Linked DNA regions of Homo sapiens: region 1 is linked to region 2. A link is a loop called in an ENCODE intact Hi-C map of the cell type or tissue named here. Cell type or tissue: mammary epithelial cell. All regions are shown on one strand.

Region 1 (8,000 bases), 1.1 Mb after region 2:
TGATAGCTAAAATTAACCATCACAATGTCTATTCAGTTTAGTTTGCATCACAGTCTCTTGGCCACTTCTGTTTCTTCAATAATGTTGCTAGTGCAGGGCATGCTACAATTAAGGATAGACTGGAAATCTAAAACCTAAAGCTGAAGAGGAATAGTCACCAAACACATGAACCCTATTATACTTCTAGTCCTAAAAGTCAATTTGAAAGAGTATTATGTTTTCAAATTCCTAAAGTCATGTGTGTTTTGTTATTAATGGTTCTTTATAGATTAAATGAATCTTCACTTCTAGTATGATTGAATATTATTCATTCTTCAGTTCATTGCCAGAAAGCCAAGTGCAGTAAGTCTTTTCAAGTTTAACCCCTCTGATCAAGGCATAAAGTTTATGTGACTAAACTAAGAACATAATTTTCTAGAAACAGAAATTTAGAAACAGACAGATAATGACTTATTCATTAATTTTAGAATATTTTGTCTTTATATAAAACATATGTTTCTTGACTGTGATTAATAGGGACAATTTTATTCATTTCAAAAACGAAAATGATACAAGAAAAGCAAGTAAAAATCCAAGCATTATTAAATGACACAATGAAGCTTCGTAGCACATTCAAGTTTAATACAACTTTAGAATTTTATGAATCTAGGTTACTTGCTTGGGATCAGGGAGCAAATTCAATTTTATGTGTTACTATAACCCAGAATCTAAATGTTCTTGCTATCCTGTACAAATATAGGTTGCATATTTTGAAGAGTACACTTTCTGATTTTTTATTTACTTTTTTGTGGTGGATAAAGGCTGCAATTTAGCTCAAAATCACATGACTCAGTGATTCATGGAGTTGCAGTTAGGTGTATAGGCTCTTCACTATGCATAGGAAGCCAGCCGTTGTGCCACTGGGAGGTATTTTGTCACTTAACAACCTACTATAGAAGTAAACAAGAAAGCAAATTTTTCATGCCTTTTTTTTTTTTTTTGTATTTCAGTGAAACCTACAAACCATTATATTGTAAATAAATCCTTTGGCACATAACCAATATATTTCTTTTCTGTCTCTAACTCCAGTAACTTCTGTCTTTGTTGACAGAATAGCATGTCACCAGTGCCTTTTGGGAGTATACAATTTATCTGTATAACATTTTGGTACAGAGAATTGTCTATTGGTCTTTCTTCCAATTGGTTTAGAGCAAAATAAGAAGTGTATACAATGTGAGTTCAAAGACCTGTCATTATAAAGGGAATAGAAATGAACACAAAGCCTATAAATTTTTATAATAAGAGTTTGAACTGATCTCAAAGTAAAGAAACAGAATTAGAGTTATAAACATTTAGAAAGAAAAGAAAAAGCAACAGTAAACTAATCACATTTATAACCGTTGCTCTCTCCACTTTCAATTTTGCAAGGAAACTGTTGAAGAGAGTGCTAGATTCTGTGAAATGGAAAAATACCTCCCTCAAAGGGCTGTTGAGAGGATTCAGTGAGATACATTTCTAAGGCACATATCCTGACACAAGAAAAGCATGTGATAAATAGCAGCTGAGGGAAGTTGTAGTAATTGTAATCAAAAGGCTGGGTTCTCAGTATCTTTTTGATCGCCTAATAGCAGCCTCTAGCATGTCTTTAACCTGTCTAACCTTCAGGCTCCTCAAAGGTAGAAGCAAAATATAATCCCTACTATGTAGACTTTCCCCACATTGTTATGAAATCAAATAAGAGAAGTAGATAGAAATATCTTTAAAAGTATAATTAGTTGTACAAATATAAGATATTATTATTTATATCTGGTAATTCAACATTAGACCCAGTACAGAAATCTCTTCTAAGTATCTCTGGAATATAATCATTCAGATCACACTTGCATAGCAAGAATGATTAGTAGTAGCTCTCTACTTGTAGTTTCAGCCAGCACAAGGCAAAAATGCTCTAATGCTTGTAGACATTAAAGCATTTGTAATTTAGTTTTCCCTCTTCCTGCTGATATTTCCCTATTGTCAGTGGCCCAGAATCTATCTTAGTGGGTGGTCAATGGTAGAGTTAGAAAACAAGGGCATGGGATGCATCCCAAGTCTTTCATCCTTTTAATATTCATAGACAACCAAGAGCCAACTACATACATCAATTCAAGATTAAAAACATGAAAGTTGAAAGGAAAAGAAATCTATAAGCAATTACCACCTTCCAAGTCTTATGTTGATATTACAGAGTATCTTGGGAGTTGGTTTGATTAAGGAAATACGTGGTGCTCCATTAAAATTTCTTACTTATTTTTATTACACTCTCACTTGCCCTAATGAAAATAATTTTCTTTCTGTTTCAGGCCTGTCCATCTTTTGTTAAAGTTAAATACGCCATTAGTAATATAAAATCAAATAACCAGATAGATGATAAAGCCATAAAGAGACAGACAGAGAGATAACAGTTTCAAATGCTTTTAGAGTCTACTAACATTGGTGAATTTCTAAGATTTAGTTAATACATCAGGAAACTGAGAAATTAGACCACCTCTTCATTTTCTTTGAAACCTAGTTGGCATATTGATCTGTGTTGGGTTGCAGGTTTAAAAAGGAGCCATACGCCAATTAGGACTGTGACAGTGGAATAACTCTTCCTGTATACCCCATTATGGAGCTGTTTATGCATGAAAGTAAGTGCTGCTCTTCACCTTAAACATAAATAATTACATTCTAACTGTAAGGTAAGCAAGAAGTGCATAATAGTATATTGCTGCTATGCTATTAAACAGTCACTTAAATGTTGTACTATTTGACAGCTATATGGCATAATTACATGCTAGATGAGAACATTCACTTTACAAAGTGCCTGTATTTTTTAAAAATTGAGTATTTTTTGAAAAATCAAGCATTTTAAAATAATGTCTTACTGAGCTGAACTGAACACTGCAACTAGCAATGAAACCAAGTCATCACTGATCAGCGGCTAAAGATGATGTGACTGTGAATTAAAATCTCCACAAAACTAAAGTTGGATCAGCATCCACATCGATCCAAAATTTTCCTAGCATCAAGCTGGATGTGTGGTAGATAATCAGGAAAGACTCTAAAACTTTTTTAGACATAAAGAGTTCAGTGCTAAATTCTCAGTATTAAATATATCTGCCTTATTATTCACACTTAAGCTAGATATAAATGGAATCTACAATTGAACTAAAAGTGAAACAAATTAGGAAGTTTAATTGATGTGGAAGTTAGAAAGAGTTGGTCAGAGTTTTGAGATAAATCTTTTTAGTTATCATTATCAAGTAAAGGTGACACATATATTGGTCTGAGGAAACCCTAGTATGTCCTCCAGCAAAGCTTATCCCTACAAATCACTTTGTTTAGAAAATGGCATTTGCTAGAATTGAAGTGTGGTTGTTGAATAAAACATTTTAGAATTCAGAAAATTAGAACCAACCTATTTTCTTTTCAGTTGACCTGTTTAATGAGGAGTAGTAGCCTCAGATTAAAATACAAAAATGTAATTTTAAGCATAAAATGGTGTGTATTTTTAATTATTTCAGAAGGAAATAAATAAAAATAAAAGTCCAATAGTCAAATTCACTAAAATGATACTACTTTTCCATTTGAATAAATTAGCTATGTTCAAATCATTTATTTGTTTCAAAATCTCCTGAAGAGAAACAAAGTTGGGTCTAACAATCAGGACGCTACTCTCTGTTTTTCAAATCTGAAATGTATCCATTGTTCCCATCTGCAGCTGAGGACCTGGGCAGCACACTGCCACATATATTAGATGTAAATGCATGACAGATCCTCTATACAGATGAAGCCTGAGAGTCCCTAAGTGGCCTGAGGAATCACTCAGCAGAGTACAGGAGATCATATTACTCAAGAAAGGTGACTGCAGGGTCTCGGTTATCATTACAGCATTTTCCTACTCCAGCCCTCAGTCACAGCTCAATGTCGTACCTGACCCTGCTAATGACGGGGCTCATTTTCCCGCATTGGAAAACTTGAGTAGTAGAACGAGGAAGCAGAGGTTTAGAAATATATGAGCAATCTTTCTCTTCACCTTGGACTCTACTTAAATTAATAAGGTAATGTTTTACTTTCAGTGATAATAATTAATAAAGAAGCCTTTATCTCTAGGAGAAACATGAGAAAGCCGCCTTTAGATTGTGAGACTCATATTTCTAATGCTAATTTGTCCTTGGACAGCTATGTGGCATGGTTGGCTACATATTAGTTGGAAGAAGTAGAATACTGAAATCATGAAAATGAAGGCATGAAGTGAAGTGTGTGTGTCTCTGTGTGTCTGTGTATATGTGTGTGTGCTAAAAAAGAAAAAAGATAAATCGTTTATTTTTTAAAAAAAAACAGGTAATCAGTAAAATTAAGTATGTATGTCATTTAATGGAATTCACACCTTATAGGGTAGGGAATAGCATATATGTAATAGAAGAGGTACATAATACACTGGAAAACTAAATTCAAAGGCAAGCGAGTGACAGAACTGAGATTAGAACTTGAATCTTGTGAGTGTAAACAAGTTTCCCTTATACTAAACTAGGACCCCTTCAGAAAATATTATTTCGAGTTAATAGGACAGTAATCTCAGGTTGTAACGCCCCTTTATTTAAATAAAGCAAAGCCCTCTAGTGGCTATCTTTAAAACAGCATTCAATTAAATTTACCAGGTCATCATGACTCTAAAGATGGGTGCTAAAACATCACCTTACTATGTGTAAACAATGGGACAATGGCTACTGAATGACAAAAATCTAATATACCACTGGAATTAAATAAATAGTGTCATATAGAAGGAATTACATTGGTGTAGAGGCCTAGGTTCTTGCCCCAATCTACAGTTGCCATCTAACTACATTGTACACATTACCATCATGAAACTCGATAAATAACTACTCAGATTGATAATAAGTAAAAGCCATTAGACTTTCCTTCAAAAATACATTGAGTACTCTTTTTCACACTCTTCAATCTTCAATGTTCTCACCAGTTGCTCTGTGTCTTGCAGATGAATCTTTGTTTGTTTTAGTTCTTTTTAGTTCTTTTCTTCTTCCTAGGATGTTTGTCCATATTAACAATTCCTTCCTTTTATAACAGCTCCCTAAAGAAACTCTTTGGTCTTTTCTCCCATTGCACCCTCTTCACATTGGAATCAAATTGCCTGGTTTTCCATCTGCATAAAATTATCTCTGAAATCTGAATTCTACATATCACCCAGGACCCGTTCCTATGCTATATTTTTCATGAGATTTTTACTGGTCCTCCCAGCTAGTGCTTCCTCCACTCATGGAACTTCCATAGCATTCAATCCATGCCTCTTTTAAGATAATTACAATTTTCTGTGAATATGCACTCATCCCCAAAAGAATATTGCACACAACACTACCACTACTACCACCACCACCACCACTAATTGTTTCTTAGTGTCCCAGTAACAAATCTAGTCATCTACCATGCAACATCTCCTTGCTGGCCCTAATATATAATGTTCATCTTTGGTGCCACCACTGCTACTGCGCTTCCCACTAGCTAACATCTGAATCCTCTTTGGAACCCTTGAGGTACCTGCTGCCTGATGTTCCATGTCCAACTAAAAGAGAGTATTTTAAGGCTCTTTTGTATTACACTCAGATATAGGGCCACCAAGTTAGTTATCAGGCCCTAATACTTTACCTAGAGGTATCGCATGTGGCATCTACACAAGGCTTGTCCATGGACATGAGCACAAAGTAGACTGAGCCAGAAACTAATCTATGTCACATTGAAATGCTCTCCTCCTGCCAAACATTTTATTACCAGGTAAGTAATTTACGCTAGGTTCAACCTTGTTACTAGGTTAGTCTGTCTTCTTCATAAAATGAGCTCACTTCCAAAAAGCCACAGTGTAGACACAGATTAGGCCTAAACTGGATTTTGCTCACCCACCCCCTAATTCCCAGTTCCACCTACCCTAATTCCCAATTAAAGTGTGATCAATTTCAGGCTTTATATCTATTTCATTATTATTTCTCCAATCAACCTTAACATGGTGCTTCACACATAGTAGGAACTAAATAAAAACCTGAATAATTAATGATAGAATGCAACACCAATTTCCATTTTTATCTTTTTCTCATGAATTCCATATACCCCTTCCAAGTTGGAATAGCTGTTTATAATAATAAGTTTCTGTGGGTAGATGATATGTAGAGAATGCAAATAAACCATTAAGCTAATGATCTTTCCCCAAAATTTTAGCACAGAATATGTCACTACTGTTATATCAGAAATATCATGTTCTATCACTAGTTTCCATTAAAATCAGAGTATATTTAAAAGGAAATGGAGAACCTAGCATTTTTACTTTCCAAACCTTTGCTCTCTTTTAAATAAATAGAAAGTTTAAATTTATGTAAATAAATGCATATAAGATATTTGAATGGAGGCAGATCTTTATTTCCTACACTTTGCAGCCTATAATTTTAGGCTCTGTCGAACAGAAATAGAGTAGAAAATAATATATTTTCAAAAAGTTTTGCTTTGAGGCAAGATTTTCATGGGTCTGCAGAGGGGTAACATTCTCCTGGTAGATGTTTTATATTAAGTATTATTCACTAGTATCAAAACAAAGTACTCACAAAGTCCAAGCTTGGGGAACAAATACAAGACATAATGAGGAAATAAAGAAATAAATGTTTATGAGCTAAAGCTATTGGGTTCTTTTATGTATTAAACAAAATTTATAAAGTAAAAAATCTGGTGTCTTCTGTGCAACAGACCAACTTAAAAGAAATTTTATCGGTCTTACAGTTGTTCTCTTCATCGCAAATGTAAAACACAATTAAAGACAATCAAAATAGTCTTATGGTTCAAACACCACGTTTTCAATCATAAGTAGGAGCTGAACAATGAGAACACATGGACACAGGAGGGGGAACAACATGCACCGGGGCCTGTCAGTGGGGCAGGGGGAGGGAGAACATCATGATAAATAGCTAATGCATGTAGGGCTTAATACCTAGGTGATGAGTTGATAGGTGCAGCAAACCACCATGGCACACGTTTACCTGTGTAACAAACCTGCACATCCTGCACATGCATCCTGGAACTTAAAATGAATTTTTTTAAAAAAAATAGACTTCTGGTTCTCTTTATTATGATTAATGGATACATACCACGCATTTCATTACTCCCATTAAATGTTTTAAACACCCAATAACTGATTATTATTATTATAGCAAATAATACCTCTAGTTGGCAGTCATCATTATACTAATATATTTTCCTATTCATTAAAATTATCAGTAAATCAAGTTTTTTTGTAGATATAGTAGAGACGGCTAGATATTTTCCGATATCCTCTCATTTTTTTTCTGTCATTTTCTAACTTTATTTCAATATATTTCTATCTCTTTGGAGCTAGGTGGCTATATTTTATTCTATTTCTGTATGCTAAATTTGTAGCAGTTCAAAAATAATATTTTTCCAAGCCTTCAGGCTTTTTCTTCCTATTTGTATAAAATATTACTAATATCTTGACTTCTTGGAGCTTTCAGCCCAAGTTGCCAAACTATGCTGGGTATGGGAGAATTTGAGCCAGATAATTTCAAAATAAGTTTTAGATTTTGGTTTGCATAATGTTTCTTGGTTCTTTACTTTGTGTTTCACTTTCTTTCCTTGTATCAATTTTTAACTTTAATGTTTCCGTGAATAGGACAGCCTCAGTGTAGGAGGGGAACCCAAAGAATGTGCCCCATGGGATGAAACCTTATAAGAGAGTAGGGCAGGAGGAAAGTTTAAAAAGCAGTGATGAAAATGCCAGGCTGTCATAATGGTAAAAAAGCCTTCTGGAGTGTCCAGAGCCTAAAACATGGGGAAAACATGGCAAATATCATATTTACCAAGAAGAAAGTGAAGATAAGGGCAGTTCCAGAGTTACAGACAGAAAGTTGGAGATCATGTTACAGATGAAAAGCTGAAGCCTAGAAAATTAATCATCTGACCTCACATTGTGGAGCTATTTAGGGTGC
Region 2 (8,000 bases):
AAGACACTTTTCTTGTTAAGAAACAGTATATTTCCAATACTAATCGGTTTTACCAATTGCATTAGTAAGAAATATAGCAGCAGTGTGGGCTGAGTCACCCATCATACCCTTCATTTATGGGGATTTAAATGTGTAAAGTGACAGGTACATGAAATTAAGAGAAAAAATAAAGCAGTCTGCAGACTTCGGCACTAGCACACATAATGGTTTGTTTGTTAGAGTTGTGGCTTGACAATCGCTAAACAGGAATTACAAAATTGTAAATCTGCAGAAAACAAACAATCATAGGTGTTGATTCTCAGTTTAACACTCCTCATCTCCCATTCCCACCCACCCACCCCCATATAGTTTCAAGTATAATAAAAATAGAGATCTCAGCATCAGAATTTTGCTGTTAACTCTTCAAGGTTTCTCTGCGCCATCCAAGCCACACATAGGGTTTGAAGCACCAAATCCACAAGTTTCTCCAACCAAGTTTAAATAGACAAAAAGTGAAGACTGAATGATGCCAAAGTAACTGTTCTTAAATTAAGCTGTAACACAAAGTTCTCCCCCCAAAAACACAGGGCATTAAGCGTCTAGTTCAAGTACTGCCAGGCTGTATGTAGATCTGTCTCAGACAGGCTTCAGACAACAATTACAAGTACACTGCTTCTAGTGGGCATTATCCACGATACCAAAGCAGGGCAGGGATTCCCTTCCATTATCAATTTTTAAAAGTTGCAACCCCCTTTGGGATTGGCTGCCGCAGGGTCAGTGCTGAGCCCGGGGCTTGAGGGGAGGAAGTGAGCCTCCTCCTGGGCAGGGAAGCTCTACATTTAGTTTCAACACTTCTCCTTTCAGAGCTCTCTCTCAGGACTATTCTGGCTTCTCAGGATCCATTGCCCTTGCCCAGGAGAGAGAGCCTCGCTGGGACCCAGAAACCGCGAAAGAAGATTCGACCTACCTGTGGAACCAGACACAACTTGGTCCCCAAAGGTCGCTTAGGCGACCCCACTGCAAACGGCAAGTCAACTTGTGCACTTAAAACGTATCAGTTTATGGAATGCTTGTTTAAAGTCCTCATTGGACATGGTATAGATTATGGGGTTGATGAGGGAGTTGAGATAGCCCAGCCATGTGAAGAAGTCAAAGATGGCTAGGTGGAACCAGCAGGCATCTTTGCAGATAGGCATCACTAGGGAGATGATGAAGAAGGGTAGCCAACACACAATAAAGGCTCCCAAAATGATCCCTAGGGTCTTGGTGGCTTTGCGCTCCCTAGCGGCCATGAGTTTCTTCTTTTCCAGCAGGGCGTCGGAGACTCGCACTTTGACTTGGTTCACATACACAGGAGATCCGGATTCGCTGGGCACGTCGGGAACCCGCGAGTTAATAGAGGTGACCGAGGACGTGGACCCGGGGGAGTCGGTTATCAGCTGGGCTCGGGTCAAGCGCTTGCCGGTCCTGTTGGGCGTCTGTTTCAAAATCCGGGAGCGGGCTTCTACGTAGATGCGGCCATAGAGGGCGATGAGGAGCAGGGTGGGGAAGTAGAAAGCACCCACCGTGGAGTAGACCGTGTAGAGGATGTGGTCGGTGTTCACCACGCATTCCGACACCTCCTCTTCGGCCTTAGCCTGACGCCAGAAGAAGGGCGGCAGCGAGATAGAGATGGAGAAGACCCACACCAGCGCGATCATGACCGCCGCCCTCTTGGGAGTCCTTTTAGCTGAGTACTCCACGGCGTCCGTGATGGCCCAGTAGCGGTCCAGGGCGATGACACAGAGGTGCAGGATGGAGGCAGTGCAACAAGTGATGTCCGACGACAGCCAGAAGTCACAGACCACCTGGCCCAGTGTCCAGCGGCCGGTGACAGTGTACATGGTGCTGATGGGCATCACCAGGATGGACACAAGCAGGTCGGTGACCGCCAGAGAGGCGATCAGGTAGTTAGCCGGGGTGTGCAGTTTCCGGGTCCGGTACACTGTGGCAATCACAAAGGCATTGGAGAGCGTGGTGGCCAAGGTGATGAGCGCCAATAGCATAACCAGCAGTACTTTCCAGGGTAGGGAGATGGAGTCCTGGTAAATGTAGTCCTTGGCGCTGCAGTTTTGGGAGGGAGCAGAGGATAAGTTGGCTTGAGGAACCCAGGTCTCGGAGCCCGCGGGCGGCGGTGGAGCGCACTGAGCACCCGGTTCCTCCATGGCTCTCCTCGCCCCAGCTCCGGAGCGCAGCTCTTGGGCATGGAGCGGACGAAGGAGAGGGCGGAAGGACCGTGGCGATCGCAGGTTTGTCCCCAGTTGATAGTTCCGTGAGTTCCTCAATTATTCCTCCGCCCAGGTTCACAGCTGAAACTAGAGGTCATGGGTGCGGCAGCCAAGGCAGGCGGGCGCCTCCCCTGCACTTCCAGAGCGCCTAGCTAAGCCGCCGCGTCTGTGGTTGTTCCTCTCCACACCGGGTCTTAGACCTGGGTTGCTAAGAGCTGGCCCACCGAGCCCTGCTCCGCTCCAGCTCCCTGGAGGCGTCTAGTGCAGGAGGGTGAAGTACTGCTTGAGGAGAAGGCTTTGACCAAATGGGATCTCTTACCCCAGTTGCTTGAGGCTGAGCGTCTCCTAACCTGGACGCTTTTGGATCTGCAGACTTTGCCCACAGGAGTTTCCTAGGTGTAGAGACCAAAGCTTGCAGGCCAGCGAGAGGTCCCGAGATCTTGCATTCCCACCCCTCGCCCCAAGCTGGGGCACTTTTGGGGGGCTGCAGCGGCCGCCAGAGCTGGGTGGGGTGAAGTCTAGGAGCAGCGCTGCGCCGCGCCTCGCGCCGGAGCTCTGCCCTCCCTCTCTTTTCACTCTCTGGCCACTCGGACGAGCTGCCCCGCGGAGACGGAGCCATAAAAGGGGGGACACGGGGGCTGGAGTTGCGGCTGCTCGGGCCGCGCCGCCGCCACCGCCACCCTGGTCCCACGGGAGCCACTCGGAGCCATGCCACTGGGTGCGCGGGTCTGGAGGACCTGGCGCGGCACACTGGGAAGGGGCAGGTGTCTGGGGGAGCTGGAGGGACGCGGCGTGCACCAGCCCGGGAGAAGCGTGCGAGCTACGGAGCAGATGGGCTCTTTATATAGAGTCCAGGTCCGGTCCGCCAGAGCAGTGCAACTCGTGCGGCGCGGCGGGTGCGGACGCCCGCTCCCCATCACCTTCCCTTTTTCTCTCTCCCTCCCTCTTTTCCCCCCGCCCTGTTCCTTTCCTGGCCAAGGAAGCTCCCGCCGGGTCCTACCGCCCTATCTCCCCGCTTCCCACCCTGGGCCATCCTCCCAGCCCTGACAACCTGGAGCTGCATTTCTGGTCAGGGGAAGAAGGCGTCCTGTTCTCGCCTCTACGGACATCAGAGCTTGCTGCGCTGACCTCCAGTGAGACCCATGTCCTTAGCCATGGTCACAGGTTTAGTCCAGCAGTCTGGCCCTAGGCTCCTGCCTACCACTCCCACCCTAGGAGGCCAGTGTTAGGCGGGGAAGCCCTGGTCTCTGACCTCTCCGCTCTAAAATCATATCCAGCCCTGATGGCCACACCCAGGTTAGGAGGCACCAGTAATATCGCTGTAGAGGGCCCAATGTTTGCATTTTGTACTTTGCCGTCCTTAACTCTTGATACAATAAAAACTATTTTTTCATCTAGTTTTAGAAATTTGTGTTTTTCACTCAACTATGAGTCAACAGGGAAAAAGACAAGCTATCTGCGAAAATGTAAAAGTTATCACAAACAGAAGCCAACTGTATGTGAAATTAAACCTTCTGCTCCACCATCCTCTTCCAGCTGCTCAGTGCTTCAGTGCCTCTGGAAAACAGTTGCCAGTAAGCGTGTTCCTTCCAACAGCCTACCTAGAAAGGAGGTCATCAGAATTCAAGAAAAAAGGGGGATGGTGGGGCGGGGAGGACTGGAACCATCATCAGCACCATCTTGTGTGTCTCCTTTGCCTTCAACTAATATGTGGGAATGTCAGCCATAAGCTGCAGCATGCAATACCAGTACCTAGGTCTCATGACCAGGGACGGATCCCCTGTCCTCAGTTTCTCCTCTGACCTCAACAGAAACAAATGTAGGGTAGAGATGCAAATCAGAAAGTATGAAGAAAAGCTCCAGGAAAGGACAAGGTATTTTCAGCTCGAAGGATTAAATGATCCCCACTACGAATTCCTAGAGCCTAGATCCATGTTTGGCACCTAGAGTGTATCTAATAAAAACTGCATTGTAAATGAATTCATCTGTTTAAGCGCACATATATTTTAAAGAGAATCATTCTGTGTCAGAACCTAAGGCTATCTGATCTGATCCCTCCACCCAGTTTTAGAGGAAGAGTAATTGAGATCCTTTGAAAGAAGAGCTTTTTACCCAAGGCAATAAAGCACAAACCCAAGTTCCCTTAATTCCCGGTTCTCTAAACCAGGCAAGCAGGCAAAAAATAGAGTGCCTACTCTATGCTGAGTATTTTTCTAGGCATCCGAGGTATGGAGGCCAGTGGGAGTAGACTCAGACCCTCTTTTCCAGCAGTTTACATTCTAGAAGAGACAGACAATAACTACATGAACAAGTAAATAATTAATACTTATACTTTTCTGTAGTGTTAAGTGTTTTGAAGAAAAACACACATACACACATGCATGCATTGAGAGTGAGGGTACTCCTTTAACTAAGGTGGCAGCTCTTCAAGGACGTCCTCTAGATGCGGTCTGGGCTGCAGCAGCCACCCTGAGGATAAAAGCACAGCCTTCTCTCTTTTTCTCCTCCAGTCCTAGCACCTAGCATTTTGCCACCAACCTTAAGCCTCATTTTCACCACATTTTAAGGGATCCTTCCCATTCTCCCACCCCATCCACCTAGATAAACAATTATTTTTGTCAACTGCAGCGCTCACTTAGAAACCATAGAAGAGGGAAGCAAAGCCGGCGAGTTTAAACCGCTAGGTGGGGGCATTGGCCAGGACGGATCAAAAGTGTGTGCGATTGCGGGTGTGTCCTGTGGGAGTGCGGGGTGCCAGGAAACAATTTTCCCGTTATCCTAGGAGAACTGGAAACGATTAGAGACAAGTGTTAAAGGGATGGGAAGCGGGGGAAGGCCGACAGGAATGTAACCAGCTCCATGCGACCTTTCCTCTTTTAATTTCTGCTCGGGAGCATGGGACGGAGAAAAAACAAAGCAAAATTTGTTCCCCACACGGTTTTTGGCTTTAGCGGTTTGGGGACCTGTGGCTTTCTCCAGCCATGCCTCCACTGCTTCGCAGAGTCCCAGACTCCCAGAGGAATCCGCCCCTTGTAGGCAGTTTGATTTTACCCTCTTTGGTAAAGAGCTGCTTAAACACACACCGCCATCATATTGACCGGATGTTGGCAGAGTTCAGTGAAGAACCCCATTTCCTTAACCTGACTTCCGCATTTCAAGTATTCCTTTCTCACTTTAAAACACATAAAACATAGGTGTTTGCACAGAGGCGCATGTGTGTGAAACACCCAAGAGAGAAAGAGACCCTGTAAAGTCGCCTGTGCCTGGGTCACCCCTTCGGAGTAGGGGTCGCTGGGTAAGGTCCAAGTGCCAGCTCTGCAGTCCCCAGCGGCGCTAGAAGGAACCTCCAGGCAAGTTTTGGGGGAAATTCACCTGACAGGGGAGGAGCAGAGAGGGAATCAGTAGCGGAAGGGAAAGGGTGGAGATGGATTACCTGAGCGCAGCAAAACTTAGTTGAGTAGAAATAAGCTCCCGTATGAACACCGGGCACTAAAACTGCGAATTAATGTGGTTCCCTTATTATCAATTCCACGCACGTGTACGTTTGGCAGAAGCTGAGTAAGTGGAGAATAACTCTGGAACTGAAATGAAGTCAGTGAACCGACACAAAACCAGATCCTAGCGGTGAGCTGGCTGCGGAGGAACCAAAGAAAAATGAATCCTCGAGGAACCCTCTCCCATGCTAGGAAGATGTAGTTCTACAGCTGCAGCACCAAATTCGAGGCGCAGGCTGGGAAGTTTAAAGCGCAGCGCTAACCAGACTGGACACTGTCAAGGGAAGCATACTCTGCCTACAGCAACCACAAGAGATATCTCACGGAATTTATTGCAACTCAACTCTATGTAAGCTGGCAGTCAGCTAACCTTAGTCAGCCCTAGCCAGCTCTCTTGCCTGCGGCGACTGAGTCTTGCTTTCAGCATCCCTAGAGTCTTCCATCCAGAGAGTAACTATTGAAAGAGGTCCAGGCCCAGGAGCAAAGAAAGTCCTGATTTTATCTTTGCTTTGCTGAAAGAAAAACGTTAGAACACTCATGCGCCTGTCACTTTTCTCCTTTGATACAGGAAAATACAACCCCGCACTCACCATCCCACTGCTTGAGAAATCTGGTGTGGAGGCCTGTCTTGCTGCTTCTTTCAAATTCTGCTTCCTCCATCTATGGCCAGCATATATATATATATTTTCACTTCAGAAACGGGCAGCAGGAGACCACCAGCTCATGTGTGCACCATCCTAATGTGTGCTGGCAGCCCATTTCTAGGTTTATCTTATACTTCCTCCAGTAACTATTCCTTAAAGAACTGACTGATGGCAATGAAACTATCAGGTCCACCCAGTGACTTGGTTCTTACCATCCTTTGTGACTTCCTTGATGAAAACTATGAAAATGTTCAGATAAATGACCATATACATACATAGATATACATGTAATTTTTGCGGACAAATTCTGAGGATTTCCAAACCATATGAGGCCCAGATCCCTTTCCATATTCATTGGCCCTCACATTAGGCCTTTGACCTGATATTTGTGTCATGGTATTTACATTCCATCTGTTTTATTAGAAATTTTGAGGTCTTTCTTACCAAATAATGAAGGCAGGTGCTTTATTCCCTAAATGTTAGTTTGGTGTAACTTAATCCCTAAAAATTGGTAATTCTCCTATGTGTCTATATATGGATACAAATATCATGTAAGCCATATTTCTATTTAAGGAAGAATGCAAACAAAACTTAGAGCAAATATATATAACTTAGACATTTTTAATACCTATCTCCATATGAATAAACACTTTGCTACTTTGAACAGATACTTGCAACAAGTAACTTACTACTGGTTCAAAGATAGCCCAGATCCAACTAGAAGAGCCAGCTCCCAATTAAGATCTAATCACATATTTCCTGGCTGAAGACGTAGGTCTTCAAAAAAAAATTCTATTTTACAGCTACTATTAAGTAATGTAAGTAAGGTTACATAGAGTATGGTGTGCTGAATTTTTTTTTTCTTGGACAGAGTGAGATTTGGCAATGAGAAATATCTGAATGAAAAAACAATGCCAATAAATCCACCAAACTTACAAACAACTTGCTTTTTTAAGTTGGCAGTGTAATTAAGCAGCTCTGTTCAAGATGAAGTCTCTCTTGAAAAACCAAACCAAACAATTTGATGGTGAAGTTATCTTTCAGCCTAAGTGACGAAGCAATAGAAATGCAAAGTCTTTATTTTCAAACAAATAAAGAAAAGTCAAAACACTTATTTTGCCGAAGAAAAGCAAAATTCTTAATTTCAAACAGGAAAAATGACATCACTCTCTGGTGCTTTATTGCTTCTTTACCTGTCATTCATGAATAAGAATCATTATCCTTTATTGAACACAATATACTAAGCCATATGCTATGTATTCTACATACATTCTTACACTTATTTCTTATAACACTGAGAGTTGTCATTATCATTCTCATTTTCGGGATAAAGAAGTTGAGGCTTAGAGAATTGAAGTAATTTTGCCAATGTCAGACAGCTGGTAAGTGATAGAATCAATTTTCAAGTTCAAGTCTCTAATTTCAAGTTACAACCATTGACCAGTATTCTACACTGGATCGGCCATGCAGCTCAGCGTAGCCACCCATTTTGCTCACCTGACCATGACTTCGTTTCCTTCTGCCTGTGAGATGACGTCATTGCTCATAGCTATTTAAGTCTCCATAGTAATATTCGTTTAGACGCCTTCAAATTTTTATGTGGGGGTGAAGGTAGG

Evidence for each region. Hi-C counts contacts between places; a loop is a spot of excess contacts. Peaks named below come from ENCODE experiments on the same cell type or tissue, not always from the same donor. Only the 100,000 strongest peaks of a DNase experiment are listed, where the experiment ranks them.
Region 1: it touches region 2 in a loop (5-fold over the local background); 4 of 110 quality-filtered maps call a loop at or near these places.

Annotation. Positions count from the first base shown.
Region 1 is chr6:78,607,481-78,615,480 of GRCh38, forward strand. No RefSeq gene overlaps it. Among named protein-coding and RNA genes, the nearest start is that of MIR10524, 72 kb to the left of the region's middle. In mammary epithelial cell, a CTCF peak has its summit at 4,622 (motif pointing left); no DNase peak of the experiment used is centred here.
Region 2 is chr6:77,461,221-77,469,220 of GRCh38, forward strand. It overlaps HTR1B (5-hydroxytryptamine receptor 1B), which reads right to left and starts at 2,271. Exons shown (of 1, transcript NM_000863.3): 1 at 1-2,271. The coding sequence starts at 2,183. The coding sequence ends at 1,011. The region is part of intron 5 of LOC105377864; the gene reads left to right. RefSeq lists a silencer at 1,137-1,281 and enhancers at 5,001-5,050, 5,261-5,320. In mammary epithelial cell, CTCF peaks have their summits at 1,310 (motif pointing left), 1,516 and 4,933; DNase peaks (open chromatin) are centred at 2,371, 4,951 and 6,101; H3K4me3 peaks cover 3,434 bases; H3K27ac peaks cover 350 bases.